Regions from separate parts of the Homo sapiens genome. Here region 1 is linked to region 2. The links are chromatin loops, found by intact Hi-C in ENCODE. Cell type or tissue: CD14-positive monocyte. All regions are shown on one strand. Each heading gives the region's core, and the rest is flanking DNA. Links, peaks and the distances in the headings are about the cores only.

Region 1 (9,146 bases), core at 417-8,416, 130 kb before region 2:
GTGTGCAGGCCCCTCTCATCACAAGCAGCAATGAGTCACCAAAATGTACAAGCCCACCTGGTGCTCAGTGGAGGCAGCATTCATAGCCCTTGACCACAATCTAGATGGGGTTCTGTCTAAATTTAGCCACATCAACAATGCAACTGCTTATGAAAAACAAGCCCCATTTAAACAGAAGTAGTCTGAGTATCCTTCTGGGTCTGGACAGAAGACATTGAAAATGCCTGGCATATTTCTTGAGCAAGGCCAATGAGGAAGAAGAAAATTGTTTCCATCCTGGAGAAGGTGAATGGGGGTGCTGCACCTTAAGGCCCATGTCCCACAACCAGGCTGGCCACACCAAGGACAACTGTCTCCACAGCTCCTGTGGTCTTCTCAAGAGGTGGGAGTGTGAGTGTGAATGTGTGAGTGTGTGTGTGTGTGTGTGTTGGGAAGAGAGTCTATCATTTCATAAAACTAGAAAACAGCACCTTCCCCAGAGGCAACATTTCAAATCACAGAAAAGACCAGAGTTCTAAAACTCACCTTAACTTCTAATTCAAAGAGTCAGCCAGGCACTTTGGCTGGAATCAAGCCTGTAATCCCAGCACTTAGGGAGGCCGAGGTGCACGGATCACTTGAGCTCAGGAGTTTGAGACCAGCCTGGGCAACACGGCAAAACCCTGTCTCTACAGAAAATACAAAAATTAGCCAGGTGTAGTGGCACGCACCTGTAGTCCCAGCTACCTGGAAGGCTGAGGTGGGAGGATGGCTTGAGCCTGGGAGGCAGAGGTTGCAGTGAGCCAAGATCATGCCACTGCACTCCAGCCTGGACAGAGCCTGAGCCAGAGCCAGACCCTGTCTCAAGAAAAAAAAGAAGAAAAAAAAAAAAAGTGAACCCAACCCTAATGTAGACAGATGAAAACACCACCAAGGACACCACCAAAGAGCAGCACTTCTGCCTCTGGCATCCTCTGTCAAAATCACGGGAACAGACAGGGACTTCTGCACTGTTCACAGCCCAGGACACACAGCAAGGCCGTAAGGGCTGGTATTGCTGTCCTGAGCATCACCTCAGGTTCCCTAGCCACAAGTAAGGCCACGAGATTAGCATTTCTTCATATATAACTATTTGAGTCCTCTGAGGAGTCAGACTTAATTAGATGTTCTCTTCCCAGGATGGTTTCAATTAGGCCTGTGCCCTAAGAATGGGGGAGTTCCTCCTTATTGCTCATTAGGAAGCCTTCTACTCCGAGGTAATTCTTCTGAATGGCCTCTGGCCTCCAATGCTTGGACTCTCCAGTGTCAGGATCAGCCTGGATCAGCTGTTCCCAGCCAGCCTTGGTATGTGAATCCCGGATGCCATTTGGAGTGGGACAGAGCTCAGTTTTCACTCTCATTTGCTTGCAGCCCTCCCTGGGTTTCTCATCTGGAAACACTCCTGGTCAAGTGGAGACTCCATTAAACCACAGAGAGCTCCCGCTGAAGGGAACCAGAGAGACAGTGACACAGGCTTTATTCAGAAGTCCCACCGTAGGGGGGATAGCTCAGGGGTAGAGCATTTGACTGCAGAAGTCCCACCCTGGGTCAATGTCAAGGACATGACATCCAAAGGCGACATCTGGATGACAAATTCGGGGCAGGGACATGTTGCTACAAACTCCATCCAGTACCTATGTGTTTAGCAGAGCAAAGGGCCCATAAGGTCAGTGAGGGAGTCTGTATGTGTGAGAGTGTGTGTGTGTTGTGTGTTGTGTTCTGATTAGTGGGGAAAGGTGTTAACTCTAGAAACTGAGTGGGATTTTCTAAAATGCTAAGAAAAGAAACAAGCAGGGAAGAAAATTATATTTTGCTCTTAGAAGCTTTATTGTCTCCACCAGGTGCAAACAAGGGCTTCAGAAGTGGGAGTATCTTTTGACAAATAATTCACAATCACAACTGCTAAAATTAACTCTTACACAGGCAGACAACGAGGGGAAGATTCTCCCCGAAATTCATTGCCAACACACTTCTCCAAATCCACTGAACCTCAGCCTCAAAGATAAGCCTTGTGACACCCCCACCCTAACTCAAGGAAACTGCAAACCTGATAACATGCAGTATTTTACACTCCAGGAAAAGGGATGTTCCCTGGAAGGTCATAAAGAAGGAGGGCTCTGAGTCCTGAGCCCTCATATGCCTTAAGCAGCCTAGCTCTGAGAATTGCTCCAAGGAACTATCTGACGATAGGTCTCTGAGAATCCACACCCCCAGCCATCATAGATGTACCTCCAAGAAATAAAAGGCGGCCCATTAAACTATGACAGGCCATCATGTAAGACACCTCTGGATTCCAGAACGTTGAACTATGAAAGCACACACATCTGGGATTCCATGAGAGTTGGTGGCAAGCCAGTTTCTCTCTATCTGAAGTGCCTTGACTACAGGAACTAGACCCTGTTCAACTCTTTATTCAGAACCTGTAGAGCCAGGTCAGCACCCAGGGAGCCCTCAGCAAACACATTCCTGATAACTTGGATGGTATGACATCTCGCGCCTTTGAATCCATGAGTATTTACTCAGCTTTGTGCTAACACCAGTACTAGGAACTGGCATTTGAGTCACAATTATCTTGTCAGGTTTTATCCTTATCATCCCCCAATTACAGAATGAGAAACTGAGACTCAGAAAAAGACTCAACAGCCTTCTGAGGCTCGTGAGGCGGAGGGCACAGGTCTCAACTCAAGTCTGCCCAGGTCCGAAGCCATCATTAGATTTCCTGACCGCCTGCGTTTCTGGGTTAAGTCTGTGCTCAGATGTAGCGGGTATCCATTCACACACTTTTCCTCCTCCCTTGGTACCTTGCCAGCCTAATTCACTGCCTCTGCAAGCAGAGAACATTCTTTTTCATTAGGTGTGGGTGGTCAGGAATTTAATATTAGCTAACTTCTCCCCCTGCCCTTTCCTCCATCCTCTGCGGTCTTTACTTCTCTCATTAAATGGGCCACACATGTCATCGTGAGGACTACCATTCAGTAGCAAGTCATTTACCAAGGGCCTGTCCCGTTTCAGGGCAGGCAGCACAGCAGGCTGTGTGTGGACTCAGTTTCATAGAGCCCAACATGCCACCATGTCACTCACCATAACAGACATTTACCTGCAGCTGAAGAAAAGGGTATCATGCACTGAGTGGGTTATTTATTGAGTCAAGTTCATTCTTCCATAAACTCTCATGGGCACACTCTACAGCCAGAGCAAACGGGCTTCCTGTTTAATACACAACGACATCTAAGAAGCCTCACTTTATTTCTTAGCCTCTAGTTTCCAAGGCTACACTTCTTTCCAAGAGTAACAAATGCCAACAACCTCATCATAGTTTTCCCCTAAGTTACTTCCCATTCATTATTTTCTAGCCTCCAGTTAGAATGCAGCTGGTGAGGGACTGGCCCCCTCATCATTATAACATTGAACAGACAGGCATAGAAACAATTCAGAAAGAGCAGTCCCAGCATCAAACCAGAACCAGAAGGTCTTGATTCCAGACCCTCATGGACCACTTGCAGCAAATGGGGCAAAAGTTTCTGAACACCTCTGAGCTTCAGCTGTTTGTCTATAAAATAAGGTTTCTACTAACCAACGGGAGTCCAAGAGATCAAATGAGATATGATGTGTGTAGCTGCACAAACGTCAGATGATAACCAAAAAAGGGACGATGGCCAGGGCTCCTGCCAGAGTCACCTCGTGTTCAGGTCAACAATGGCAGCGTTTATGGTTCCCAAAAGGTGAGAACAGTTACCGGCTCTGAGGCAAACAGGGATCCAGGAATTGCTCATAACCACTCAATTCTGGAAGTTATCTCAAAAGAGAGAAAAGTGTGTCCATGTATGTAAGAAAAGGCAAAAAATGGATATGAAACACAAACACCTGACAAATGAGTACTTACATGTGCTATGGGTTGGGGTTCAAGGGTAAACAACAAAACAGCCCCTGGCCTCGCTAAGCTTGCAGTCTAATGGGAGAGGTGAACATGAATTAAATAATTATCAAACAAAATTCTGCATTACAGCTGGGATGGAGGCTATGAAGAAAAAGTGTGGGTGATGAGGAGAGGCGGCTGGAGACGCAGGGCAGCTGATGATACAGGGCCTTGTAGGCCAGTTTAAGGATCCTGGACTTCATCCTAGAAGCAATGGGAAGCCTTTAAATGATTACAGGCAGAAAGCGTGGGGTGGAGCTGGGAATGCTAAAGATCACTCTCTGAAGTGGAAAAGAGATTGAAGGAGGGAGGGGGCCAGGAATGGGTACAGGGAGGCCAGGTGAGGAGCTGGGGGACTGTAACATCATGATGTTACAGGCAGGTGCAGTGGCTCACGCCTGTAATCCCAGCACTTTGGGAGGCCTGGGTGGGTGGATCACTTGAGGTCAGGAGTTCAAGACCAGCCTGGCCAGTATGAAACCCTGTCTCAACTAAAAAAAAAAAAAATCAGCCAGGCATGGCAGGCACCTGTAGCCCCAGCTACTTGGGAGGCTGAGGCAGGAGAATCGCTTGAATCCAGGAGGCAGAGGTCACAGTCAGTTAAGATCGTGCCACTGCACTCACACCTGGCAACAGAGCGAGACTCCATCTCAAAGAAAAAAAAAAGAGAGAGAGACTAACATCATGATGAAAAACATGATGCTATATAAAAAATATCCCTTGGCAGAGTTGGGGCCCTAAAGCCAAACTGTCTGGAACCTGGGCACAGTCCTGTGTGATATTTCCATCTGTCCGCCCGTCCATCCATCCACCCACATTTATTAGTGGAGTGAAATGCCGTGGTATAAACATCTCTGGGACCATCACCCAGAGAGGACACCATTAGCATCTATTATGGTATAAATATACATACGTCATAGCTTTCAGAAGGTCTAAGAGGAAAAATCATTTCAGTGTAAATTAAATGTTCCTTGTCTTCACCTGAAAAAAAAAGTATTATTTTGAGAACAAAAACATGAAAACTGGCTACAGGTTGAAAAAACCGCACAGCAGCTATCCGTGCCTCCTTTAGAAAGGGGATCACAGGCATTGACTTCCACTCAGAGGAGGTGCACAGACGTCCCCAGTGTGCCCAGAAACCACCTGAAGAGGAGAAGCAGCTCTGAGACGAGAGTCGTATGAAGATGTACAAAAATAAACATTTTCAAGGGTTTTCAAATACATGAGCAAACAGATGGGGTTTCAGTTCATTTTTAGAAACAGAAGCAGACTTTGAAGTGAAAGGGGAAGTAGGTTCCCCCTCAGGGATCCACGATCTCCCTCCACTTAGGAAAGAGGAGATGGCCAGAACTGTGAGCTTAAGAGCACCCCAATCTTTTTTTTTTTTTGGAAACAGGGCGTTGTTCTGTCGTCCAAGCTGGAATGCAGAGGTGTGATCACAGCTCACTGCAATCTCGAACTCCTGGCCTCAGGCCATCCTTCTGCCTCAGCCTCCTGAGGAGCTTGGCACCACAGGCACGTACCATCATGCCTAGCTAATTTACTTTTTTTTTTTTTTTTTTTTTTTTTTGGAGACAGAGTTTCGCTTTGTCTCCCAGGCTGGAGTGCAGTGCCGCGATCTGGGCTCAATGCAACATCCGTCTCCCGGGTCCAAGGAATTCTCATGCCTCAGCCTCTTGAGTAGCTGGGATTACAGGTGCCTGCTACCACGCCCGGCTAATTTTTTGTATTTTTAGTAGAGACAGGGTTCACCATGTTGCCAGGCTGATCTCAAACTCCTAAGCTCAGGCAATCCACCCGCCTCAGCCTCCCAAAATGCTGGGATTACAGGCATGAGCCACCATACCCGGCCCTGACTAATTTACTTTTCATTGAGATGGGGTCTTACGGTGTTGCCAGGGCTGGTCTCAAACTCCTGGGCTCAAGCAATCCTCCCATCTCAGCCTCCCAAAGTGCTGGGGTTCCCGGCCTGAGTCATCATGCCCAACCAATCTTTTAAGTGCTGGGATCTTGAAGAGTGTCCCTCACTGGCTCTCACTAGCCCACCCTCGGTCTGTGGGTTGTCCAGGCCTCAAAAAAGCCCCCTTGACCACCAGTCCCAGACTAGGTAACACCCCGGTTGTATGCACTTCCAGCATCCTATAGTTCTCCTGCCTGTCACTCACTGCCGCTGTGGCTCTGTCACTATTTGAGGATTTCCTGAATACCCATCTCTCTGCTACACTCTAAGCTCTGAAGGGGCAGGGGCCTCTTCTTGTCAGCAAAGTCTATCTTAGGACTCTAGAAATAGAAAGCAGGAGATGGAGACATGTGCTGACTTCCCGAATAACCCAATTCATTCAAAGTAATTATGTTTATAAAATACAGAGAGAAGAAACAAATGAACATTGGCTATACGTTAGGCACCACACTCTTCAGGTACAAAGGATCAGGAGTCCTTTCCGTCCTGTAGCTTTAGGGAACTGGTGGGGGGCTCTTAAAACCATGGGGTCTGGACTCATTTTGGGCTATTTTTATTCGCCTTGTCAGTCACTTGAGTTTAATCAATTCAATGTGGTCATAATCACTGAGAAGTCAATGACTTGGATCTAGGATTTTAGGACTTGGTGTTTCTGGCATTTCATAGGAAATAAATAAATCAAAGCCTACAGTAAGCAACCTTCTTAATACATCTTGGAAGGGGGGAAAACCCCAAGACCCTTATTTAGGATGAATATATTAATACAATACAAAGCACCCAACTTCTTTCTGGGAATGACTTAGGAAATCCATCAGCAGAAGGAGACAGTTGCACTTATTATGGGATTTCTAGGGCATGGGGGCGCAAAGACCAAAAAGAGTCTTGTTTTACTTTTCAAAACATGGAAATGCTGATTCCCTTTCTCTGCTTATGCTATCCAGGTCCTTAAGGTAAAATGCACAAAAGGTTTTCTTGGCAAATGATGAAAAATAGTGCTTCTTGCCAAAACGAACATCAGCAAAAGACCATGCGCCATGACCTATAGTATCCTTTGACAAAATGCAGATAAGCAGAGACCCCAGGCACCCTATTTTGCAACTGTGGTCCTCTACAAACCTCCAACGTGAAGGATCTCAAACTGTAAAGCACAGAGGACAACGAGGAGCCCTGTAAGAGCTGCAGAGCTATTTGAGAGACACGTATTTTGGAAAAGGACAGTAATAGGCCAGCCTATGCCATTTGTGGAAATGGTAGAGCAACATAATTTTTTTCACCTGTATAATGTGGGTAAAAGGCCGGGCACGATGGCTCATGCCTGTAATCCCAGCACTTCGGGAGGGCAAGGCAGGCAGATCACAAGGTCAGGAGTTCGAGACCAGCCTGGCCAATATGCTGAAACCCTGTCTCTACTAAAAAATACAAAAATTAGCCAGGTATGGTGGTGCACACCTGTAGTCCCAGCTACTCGGGAGGCTGAGGCAGAAGAGTCACTTGAACCTGGGAGGCGGAGGTTGCAGTGAGCTGAGATTGTGCCACTGCACTCCAGCCTGGACAACAAAGCAAGACTCTGTCTCAATAAAAAAAAGAAAGAAAAGAAAAGTGGGTAACAGTAGTATTTAATGTAGTACAGGCTGTTGGGAGGGTTGAATGAAATTAAACAAGACACAGAATATAAAGCGCTCAGTACAGTGCCTTATGCACTGAGGTCTTCAAGAAATGTCAGTTACTGCTGACAATAATGATGACAGGCCATTATTCCTACCACTGTTGAGAGGGGATGTTTCATTCCCTGTTCTCCCCTCAATCACTGATATGGTTTGGCTGTGTCCCCACCCAAATTTCATCTTGAATTGTAGTTCCCATAATCCCCACATGTCGTAGGAGGGACTAGGCAGAGATAATTGAATCATGGGGGGCAGTATCCCCCATCCTGTTCTCGTGAGAGTTAGTTTCTCACAAGAGCTGATGGTTTTATAAGGGGCTTCCCCCTTCACTGAGCACTCGTTCATTCTCCTTCCTGCTGCGCTGTAAAGAAGGACATGTTTGCTTCCCCTTCCACCATGATTGTGAGTTTCCTGAGGCCTCCCCAGCCATGCAGAACCATGAATCAATTAAACCTCTTTCCTTTATAAAGTACCTGGTCTCAGGTAGTATCTTTGCAGCAATATGAGAACAGACTAATACAATCATCTTCTCTTTTTACTCTGTTTTAAATGAAATAACCGGTTCTTAAAAATAATGTTCCACGAATGCTCAAAGCCAACTCAACAGAGTTTTCAAACAACTTGTTTCCTAAAGCTCTCCATTATTCGAGCTTTTTATGGCCAGGAAAAAGCCCAGTTGGGTGTTCACAGGTTTGGGCTCCCAATCTCACACCACTCAACTCATTTCACAAGGGCACGTGTCCAGACATCATCAACTGGAAATATGAGAGCTACCCATGGCAAGAGACACTGAAATGCCGGAATTCGCCCTTTACCTACTGAGCTGCTTTGCTGATAGAGGAACTGAAAGAATACAGTTCCTCAGGACTGTCACTGCCAAGCAAGTGCGGGGTCCCAAGGTCACCAGATCCTTTAATCCTGCAGGTCTTTCTCAACCGCAGTCACACAAGATGAAGGGCAGGGAGAAGGGGGACCCGTTCAGAACAGAGACCCCTCAGCTCTTCTGCTGCCTGAGCCCTGTTCTTTCAGGACATTGTTCCCCATCCTCTTTGAGGGTTTGGGAGTTTCTCTTTTCCACACACACCCACCCCCCAAACCCCACCAGACTGTATAAAGGGCACAGTAGCACCTAGTCCAGAATCCTTGAGTATACTTGCAAAATCACTTATTTACTCCTGGTATCCAAATATGAAGAGAACCTGTTAAAAGGTATTTATAGACATAAGTGAGTTCTTAGAAAGGATGTGCAGAAAACTAAGCAGAAACAGAGACGGAGATGAGTTCACCTATGAGGGTTTGAACTGTCTAAGGAAATATCCAACTCATTTTTGCTAATCTCCAGTTTGAAGCCGCCCCCGCCCCACCCACCCCCCGCTCAAAAAAAAAAAGGAAACTTGAAACAACTACCCAGTTGCTTCTGGGACCCACAGCATCCTGACTCAGGTTTCTCTAGGGTTTCCTGTTCCTAAATTGTGTCTGCTCGGGGGACTGCCAAGCAAGCAGGCAGGTCCTCTGGCTCTGGGGCTCTGCTCCCACCAAAAGACACCCTATCTGTCAGTGAGAAAAAGCAAATTCTTTGTAAACTGTT
Region 2 (9,146 bases), core at 486-8,485:
TGCCTTAAGTTTAGCATGAGATTTCACAGTTTGGGTGGAAAACAAGACCTGAAATAAAGGGTCTGCCGTGGAAATTTTGACAGACTGATGAGGACAGTGAAACCTTAATTTTATGTCACCAAGAAATGTTTCATAATGGCATCATTCTTTCCTCTCCTAATATAAATCCGGGCTTCATTCATACCAAAAGTTTCCACTTGGCTCTGAAGAATGTTTTCTGCAGAACCGTTAGAATCTGAACCCATGACACGCCCCACCAGCCTGGTTAAGTACTTTAGCTCTATTTCTAAGATGGGGATAACATCCTGTTATGGGGTGCTTTTGGAATGAAAGCATATAAAATATGAAAGCTAGATGTCTGACATAATGTAGCATTGAATACATATCCATTTTCTTTCCTTTCAATTGAATAAAATCTTGAAAGTGATTCTAATCACCGTTATAATCTGTGATGATAAACATAATCACAGCTGTTTCACTCCAAAGCTGCCGCTGCCATTCATGTACATTTACTTGCATATTAAAGCACAAAAACCTTTATTATTTGTATTAAGGCACAAAAAATGTATTAACGCACAAAAACCTTTCAGGTACAAAAATTTTAAAAATAACAGAATCAGTGAAGTTGAGCTACTACTCCCTCTGGAGCATGATGATTGAGCTCCAGTTATTACCAATCTCAAAGTAAAATAGAGCATTTAAATAACTGTACCAAACAAGTACTAAAAGCTGGTTTTACTTTCTCACCCTATACCCAAGACATTTTCCCCCTCCTGCTATAGCCCATGATACACTCTTGTTTTATTTGTGCAATAAGATTTATTCTTGATGCTTGGATAATATTCTAAAGATAGAAAGAAGACACATTAAGTGGTTTATTTCTGCAGTGTTAATGTGTTAGGTTTAGCCATTACATATGTTAACTTATTATATACATAAAGGTAGAATTTTCTGCTCCCTCTTTTGAATAAGTATGCTTAGCTTTAAAAGTACTTTTTCTTTAATGATCCTAAGATCTTAGTTGGCACAACTTTGGATTATAAACTTGCTTTAAAAAAATATAGAAAAGGCAGCCAGGCAGAAGTCACTGTGATCTTTCTGGTTATGAATGCTTGTATCACATCTCTTAATATTTATATAATCACACACCCAACAAATATTTACATAGTATCTACTGAGTGTCAGGCACCACATTACACACTGGAGACACAAAAAGAAATAAGACTCAGTCCTCGCACTCAAAACTGGCAGAGGAAACAGAAGTAGAGAGGTGATACAGTGTGAAGGTCCTATGATAGGAAGGGTGGGGCGCGGGAGCTCACGCCTGTAATCCCAGCACTTTGGGATGCCGAGGCAGGCAGATCACTTGAGGTCAGGAGTTCGAGACTAGCCTGACCAACATGGCGACACCCCGTCTCTACTAAAAATACAAAAATCAGCTGGGTGTCATGGTATGTGCCTGTAATCCCGGCTACTCAGGAGGCTAAGGCATGAGAATTTCTTGAGCCCAGGAGGCAAAGGTTGCAGTGAAGTGAGACTGTGCCACTGCACACTCCAGCCTGGGTGACAGAGTGACACTCTGTCTCACAAAAAAAAAAAAAAAAAAAAGGTCCTACGATAGGAAGAACATGTAGAATAGGACAATTGGGAAAGACCAGAGCTAAACCTTAGACTAAGACTTAACAGGTGAAACAGATATCATCTGGGCAAACGGGGTTGAGGAAAGAATTGAAACAAGCACTTTCTGGGAAACTGCAACTTATTCACAATGACCCAGGGATAGGAAGAAGGAAAGCATTGTAGGTAAGTCTGAAGAGGTCAGGCAGGAGACTTTAAGAGTCTTCCAATGTCTTGCTAAGGAGTTGGACTTATCCTGATAGGGCAGCTGTGAAACTAATGCTATTTGGAAATGGAATACTCTGAATCTGCATGAAGAAAAACAATTGAGCAAGTGAGGAGTTAATGTGTCTAAAAACTTAAATTTCAATAGTATCATCCAGGAGAGTGAAATACTCGGAGGGCAGGAAACCACCAAAAAATGTAAAGAAAAGGAAACTCTGGTTGGGTGCAGTGGCCCACGCCTGTAATCCCAGCACTTTGGGAGGCTGAAACAGGAGGATCACCTAAGGTCTGGAGTTCAAGACCAGCCTGGCCAATATGGTGAAACTCCGTCTCTACTAAAAATACAAAAATTAGCTGGGCATGGTGGCATGCATCTGTAATCCCAGCTATTCAGGAGGCTGAGGCAGAAGAATTGCTTGAACCCAGGAGGCAGAGGTTGCAGTGAGCCAAAGTTGCACCATTGCACCGCAGCCTGGGAGACAAGAGCGAGACTCCATCTCAAAAAAATAAAATAATATAAAGAAAAGGAAACTCAAACATCAGATTTATCTGCAAAAGTAAACATTTATTCGGCTTTCACGACCTATGAGGATAAATAGCCTCTCCATATGCTACAACCCCAGCTTCTGGTGGCGGGGGTAGGATTGATGTGTGAATAAATTAACGAAACACTTTCACTTACCGTATAAAGTAAAAGAGTAGCAATTCAGAAAGTCATTAATCAGAAATCATTTTATAACAAGTATATAGCACCAAATGGGAACACTCAACACTAGTTTTATCTAACCATCCCTACTTCTAAGTATTAATGCAGTTTTACGGAGGAAAAACACTGTTGAAAAGAAAAATAGCATTTTTTGTTATTGTTTGGTTTTGTTTTTTGAGACAGGCTCTCACTCTGTCGCCCAGGCTGGAATGCAGTGGCACGATCACACCTCATTGCATCCTCGACCTCCCAGGCTCAAGTGATCCTCCCACCTCAGCTTCCCAAGTAGCTGAGACCACGGGTGCTGCACCACCATGCCCAGCTACTTTTTCTATTTTTTGTAGCGATGGGGTTTTGCCATGTTGCCCGGGCTGGTCTTAAAGTTCTGGGCTCAAGCAATTCGACCGCCTCAACCTTCCAAAGTGCTGGGATGACAGGCATGAGCCACTGCACCCAACCACAGAAAGGCAGTTCTAACTGTCCACCTCCACCACTTTTCTCTGTAATTCAGGCATTACTGACCATTTCATCTTTGAGACTGAGATAATGCTTTGACCTGGCATTACTACAAAAACTCTAGGTTTCAAATTATACTCAGTCTTCCATGCATTCTATCTTTTTGGAACTAAACCTCCAAGAGTTTATCTCTAATTAACATAACTTACAATTTGGGGATGGGTAACCAATCAAAACTGAGGTACCAAGGGCTGAACCCCTCCTGAAGACAGAATAATGGAAAACCCTGGCACTAACTTTGAAAACCAGCGGGCAGCCAGAGGCCACACAGTGCAAGCAGCGGTCAATGCAGTACATAGGGAGGACAGATCCTCTGCTCAAGTTGGCCATAGGGAGGACAGACAGATCCTCTGCTCAATCTGGCCTACCTCATGATTCCACCCAACTTGTACCTCAGTCTCCTATCTCCTGGTACTTGGTGTCCATACAACTCAGCTCTCAGAACACCGTGGCGGATGAGGACAACGGCGCATCCCTTTTCTGAAAGGCTGGTGACTCACTCGCTACTGCCCCCTTTCTGTTTAAAGGCCACCTTCCTTAAGTAGTCTTGTTTTCTGGAATCCCTCAGCTCACACAGCCAAGAGGAGACTCATTCTTTTTTTTCTTCCCTTAAACACCAACTTTCATTCTTACAGAAGGAATAGAAATCACCACCCTGCTCAGATGAGCCAATGCAAATACCTTCTCTGAAACAGGCCTTCAAAACAAAATATCAAAGGGGAAGAGTAGCTGATTTTTTAACCCTTAACACTGAAAAATGCAGAGCTTCAGTTGAAGTCACAGATGAAGTACAATATGTGTTATGTTCTTAGCAGGGAAATGACTCAAGATTCAAAACAACTTTAGTAGCATCATTGAAAGCACAAAAATGTAAATTCTTTCCCAGCAGACCCCTCAAAATCCAGTGACGATCATTCAGGGACAACAGGCTCCTGTTGGTCATGGTTACTGACAGAGCTTAATTCTCACGCTGTCTCTTGAGTATCTTCACCTCATCAAAGAGCCTAGGTTTGTAGCACATTTTCATTTGTGATATTAAAAGACAAAGAATAGCAAAAAAAAAAAAAAATTAGAGAAAACAAGTGGAGGTTAGGCAGATGAAACAAACTATGTTAACTGTTTGGCATTTGAAATAGGCAGGTCACATTTTGAGAGGCTGTTTCTACCACTGTAATTAGAGAAGTGCATGGGTGTTGCTCCGCCTAAGGAGGGGGAAAAAAATCGAGTTGGCTCTTTCCCTTTTCCAGTACTGAAAGCAGTGGATAACACTGTTTCAGCTCCACTGCCCCAGAGAAAGAGTGCATTTGAGCAGTACAGTGGATCGCTCTGTTCTCTGATGACTGACTTTGGAAGTAGCCAGTGCAAGACAGAAACTACCAACTGGAAACAGACCTTCCAGACTTGAAACTCAACTTCATCAATGTCCATACCACACAAATCTACTTCCTGTCTTCTTCTCCTTTCTCTGACGGGGGAAAAAAAAAGTGGGCAAGGACTAGATCTCTGCTAGTTTTATGGAGATGAAATGAGTGCTAGGGGTACATCAAGCAAAAAAACATTCAACCAAAAATAAGAAGGCAACTCCAAGTCATGTAAAAAGGGTCACTTCAGAGCTGTGAAGGAACACGCTTGTCTTTATCTCTGAGGACCTTAAGAAAAGTATTTCCCACTTGGAAATCTACTACACACTCATCTTTCTCCTCCCCAGAAGAATGGCCCTTGGTTTCACCGTTTCAGGCAGCAAATTCTGACAACGGGATCCTGTGTTACTTGCCCTGGTAATATCAGTTTTCAGGATTGTATACCTATATTGCAATATAAAGAAGAATGGCACAGAGTCCATGAAGGGAACATGAGAATAAGCCAATAAGTCTCTCCAGAGAAACGCCCTTCCCTTCCCCAAGATACAACATAAATGAAAGTAGAAATAACTTTAGTACTTCACATGCTTGTAAGATGCCATTCTCTAAATGGCATAAATTACAAACCCAGTTTTAAGGACTAAAACTCACTTATTTCTTTAGTCTTCAAATACCTACTCACCATTTACTAAGTAAAATGAAGATAAATATTTTGGATCTAAAGCTATATTACTTACTGCATGAATATGTGAGTCACTGGGAGCATACACACCCCTCTAGTTAAAAAAAGAAAAACTATGCTTGCTGCAGATATTTTACCTACTAACCAAAGCAACATACTACATACTAGTGGACAGAAAGCACTGCCTCATCGGGTAAAAATAATCTGATGTATGAGGAATACAAAAAGCAGTTTCAAACTCCAGCTGTCATTTCCAGAGAGTGTGTTGCCAAAGGTATGAATGAGAATGAGTTATTCTCCTGCAGAAGAATGATGTTCTATCAAACAAAACCGAGGAAAAAAAAAACAAAATTAGAGAGCATTAAAAGAAAACTTCACTCTACGATAGTCAGATGTTAATAGAAAGATTAATTTTGCGGTAGGAGCCAAAACAGAAAATGCTGGGTAACTATATTTGTGGGATTAAAAGCATCACCCTGAGGTAACATATCCTTCTTAAGTTACAACAAACAATAAAATACAATGGACTAGCATATGCCTACTAGAAGTCAAATACAGATGAGACACAGTAAACAAAATATAACAAGCAGACAGCATGTTACAAATAAATGTATACTATTGGAAAAGGTCTCTGTGAACTGTAATTTGTAAACGCACTAGGGTAATTCATTATTTAAAGAGATCTGAGGTTAAATTCTTCACCAAAGCAAAGAACTATATAGAAAGCACATAGTCACTTCTCTAATTTGTCTGGTTTGTAAATCCAGAGTTTCAAATATTAGGTAGAGTAAGGCAATTCACACAACACAAATGGCTAAAACACATTTGAAAAAAAAAGTTCAAGCTCACCCATAATGCAGGAGATGGAAATCTAAAAGAGGGGCCCCTTTTCACCTACCAGATTGGTAAAAAATGTAAAAGATGTATATTACCCGATATCTTCACTGGTAAAAATGAAGAGGAAGTCCCATTAATACAAAAAAATGTGCACTGGAACTCTTGAAGAGCAATTTAGCAGCACCCGTTAAAATGTAAGATGCACACATACACACTTCTGGCTATCTATTGTAGAAATACCTATACTAGTGTCCAATAATGCTCTTGACAAAGGTATTTGTACTAGTAAGAACGAATTACAAAATACCCCTTGATAGAGGAATGGGTGAATAAATTGGATACATCCACACATGCAGCCACTAAGCAGAGTAAGGCAGAACTGATGCTTTGATGTGGAAGAATATCCACCATCTACTGCTGAGTGAAAAGAGCAAGTTGCAAAGTCGTATAAAATTTTGATCTCCTTTTAAAAACTAAGTATGTGTGAGTGAGTGAACGAATGGTTGTCTCAAACAGAAGTTATCTCTGGAGGAGGGAAAAGAGAAGCATATGCAATTTCACTTTTTATTTTATACAGTTTAAAATTTTTATGGGTTTCACTTTTTTAATTTAGGTAAAAGGGAGTTATGTTGCCATGAAACTATTAATCTGCTAATCCACTAAAAGTTCAAGAGATGCTCTGGGGGAAATCATGCAAAACCCCCTAGAGCCTAGTAATACGGCCACTGTGATTTCCACAAAATCTGCTCAGATGAGCGGGTCTAAGAGGAACCAACCTTATTCTAATCAACCTTATTTTTTATTTATGCAGAAAATGATAAAAGTTTTAGAACAAGACAACCACTTTCTCCCAGACAAGCAGTATGGAGAAGATTCAGTACAAAAATTTTCTTATAGATTTATGTAAGTCCCCACCCAAACGAAAAATATCACCAAAAATAACAGATGTCAATCACATTGGCCCAGAACCTTACATCTTTAAACTCCCTAAAGTCATGTTCAAGCCTAGGCTCAAATCTCACCCATAAAGTTCAGGCCCACAACTTTGAGAACTAGAAAGAGCTACATTTTCCTTTCATCTTTTGTAGAGACTGGTATAACACATCTTTCTCTTTCTTCTCTTTTTAAAAGGAATATCCCTTGATTTTCAAATGCAACTCTGAAAATGATACACTCAGTAGGGGTTTTAAGCACATCTTGGAGAAAGGAAGGTAGAATATTAAATGAATAATCATACCATAAAATACTCCCATCTAAAATATGTTTAGAAAATGTATACAAGAAACAAGTTCACAAATTTGAACTAGTTTTTAAAAGGCAACCAATTTACTAGCACAATCTCAAAGTTGTAAAAAAGTACACAGTGCCTTTCTCTCTAATGCACTTAATATTAAACAGTGTTAGGATAATATTTTCCAGGCTAGAATGTACTTTCTGCTTGCCCTAATAATAAATCTATGCCCAGATGGGAAATGGAACCAGAACTAAATAAACACAATATAGACAATGAGCAGGAGAGCCAGAAAAGTTAGCTAATGAGCCTGTGATGCCTTCACAAGCTCTAAAGTGGGTTTCTTCAAAAAGGAAAAGTCAAACAATTAGAATGGAGAGTACAAAAAGTTAGATATTCGATGTGTGTGAAATGCAATTACAGATCAGAGGGTGAAGCAAATGGATTTCTTTCTGTATGTGATGGCTGATATCACGTTTTGTCAGATATGTAAGCTGAAAGGAAAGCATGCTACATAGTCATACCATAGAAATCAGTCATCAAATCATCAACAAAACTTTAAAACATGCAAACTTTGTTCTCGATGACAACTGGTATTCTAAACAAAACAAACCCTTACTAGAATGAAATACGGCCTAAAATTAGTTGCAGTGAGTCCAACTCAATACATAAGTAAAAGCGATGAAGAATAAAAACAAAGAGGAAGAACAAGGAAGAAAAGCCACTTGAATACAAAGTGATTCCATTTTTTTCTCAACACCCACACAAAGACAGCAGTTTCTGACAAGAATGTTCTCGGCAAAAAATAAAATTACAGAAAGGCTTTTTTTTTTTTTTTCCAATGAGAAAAAGGCAGCTCTATATGCAGATTAGTAGGCCCCAATTATTTTTTAAGGCCCAAATTTACAGCCCTCATATTTCAAAATTATCTAAATAACATTTTTTTATTGGAAAGAAAATATGACTGGAAATAATGTTCTTGTTTGGAATGCTTATTTCATGTTGTGCTTGAAAATAAAACCAAAAGTGGTAGCTTACCTTGGCACTGGAAGCCTTGTTTCCCAAACCCCCTGAAAAACAAAAACAAGAACAAAATATCTTAACATATTTTCTGTTGGATAGCATATTTTAAACAAGTTATGTGACCAAGTACTCTACCACTAAAGGTTTGTATGTGAAACCCAATGATTTAATAGAAAAAAACATACCTAAATATCTAGTCAGATTACTGTGTAAATTCAACCTTGGGGGGAAAAAAATCTTGCCTATAAAGGATCACTGAACTATTTCGATGTATCAACCTTTTTTCCAATTTTTTATACTATGTTATCAATACTAAAATTTCAAGACAAGAACATGACTGTATATTCAAACTTGTTGGCTACAACACAATATTCAAGTAACAAAACAGTTTATGGTTAAAATTGTAAAAGGAAGTTGCTTATTTTGTTCCTGAAGACCAAATGAAAATTGTTTTTATCTCCCTAAAGATAACAAAGTGGCTTCTTTTTGTTTAAAATATCACATGTCTAGAAACTGCCAAACGGCATCACTTTTAACATTTAATGTTGGCTTAAGAAACCAGATCTTAGAAAATATAATTCCTATTGTTTGCATTTGAGATGACCACGATCTAATTTCTACTGAGAACCAATAGCATTCAAAGCACATAGGGAGGCTATTTTGTTCTTGTACATGACTTTAGAGAATTTACTCTGTAAGCAGAGAACCCTGACGTGGACGTTCAATTGCAGGTATTGTTCTACCAGAATGAACTGCATTAAAATTTCTTCGGAAGGTTGAGAGTCATAATCTCTTGCTTCACATAGAATGTTTCATGTACAAAGTATTTCACATACTTTTAAAATTAACTTAGAGTCATCCCCCCTACTAAAAACCATATCTAACTCTAAACATTTCGCTTAAAAATATCAGTGATTTAATATTGAAATAAACGTGTAAATCAAGGAC

The links. Hi-C counts contacts between places; a loop is a spot of excess contacts. Peaks named below come from ENCODE experiments on the same cell type or tissue, not always from the same donor. Only the 100,000 strongest peaks of a DNase experiment are listed, where the experiment ranks them.
Region 1: it touches region 2 in a loop (2.3-fold over the local background); 10 of 110 quality-filtered maps call a loop at or near these places.

The regions. Positions count from the first base shown.
Region 1 is chr17:66,437,521-66,446,666 of GRCh38, reverse strand. The region is part of intron 2 of PRKCA (protein kinase C alpha); the gene reads right to left. Among named protein-coding and RNA genes, the nearest start is that of PRKCA-AS1, 25 kb to the right of the region's middle. RefSeq lists an enhancer at 5,003-5,202 and a silencer at 8,870-9,070. In CD14-positive monocyte, for the core only: no CTCF peak of the experiment used is centred there; DNase peaks (open chromatin) are centred at 5,236, 5,896 and 8,366; H3K4me3 peaks cover 1,290 bases; H3K27ac peaks cover 3,038 bases.
Region 2 is chr17:66,305,195-66,314,340 of GRCh38, reverse strand. PRKCA (protein kinase C alpha) reads right to left here. Exons shown (of 17, transcript NM_002737.3): 2 at 8,214-8,245. Among named protein-coding and RNA genes, the nearest start is that of PRKCA, 7.2 kb to the right of the region's middle. In CD14-positive monocyte, for the core only: CTCF peaks have their summits at 3,380 and 3,630; no DNase peak of the experiment used is centred there.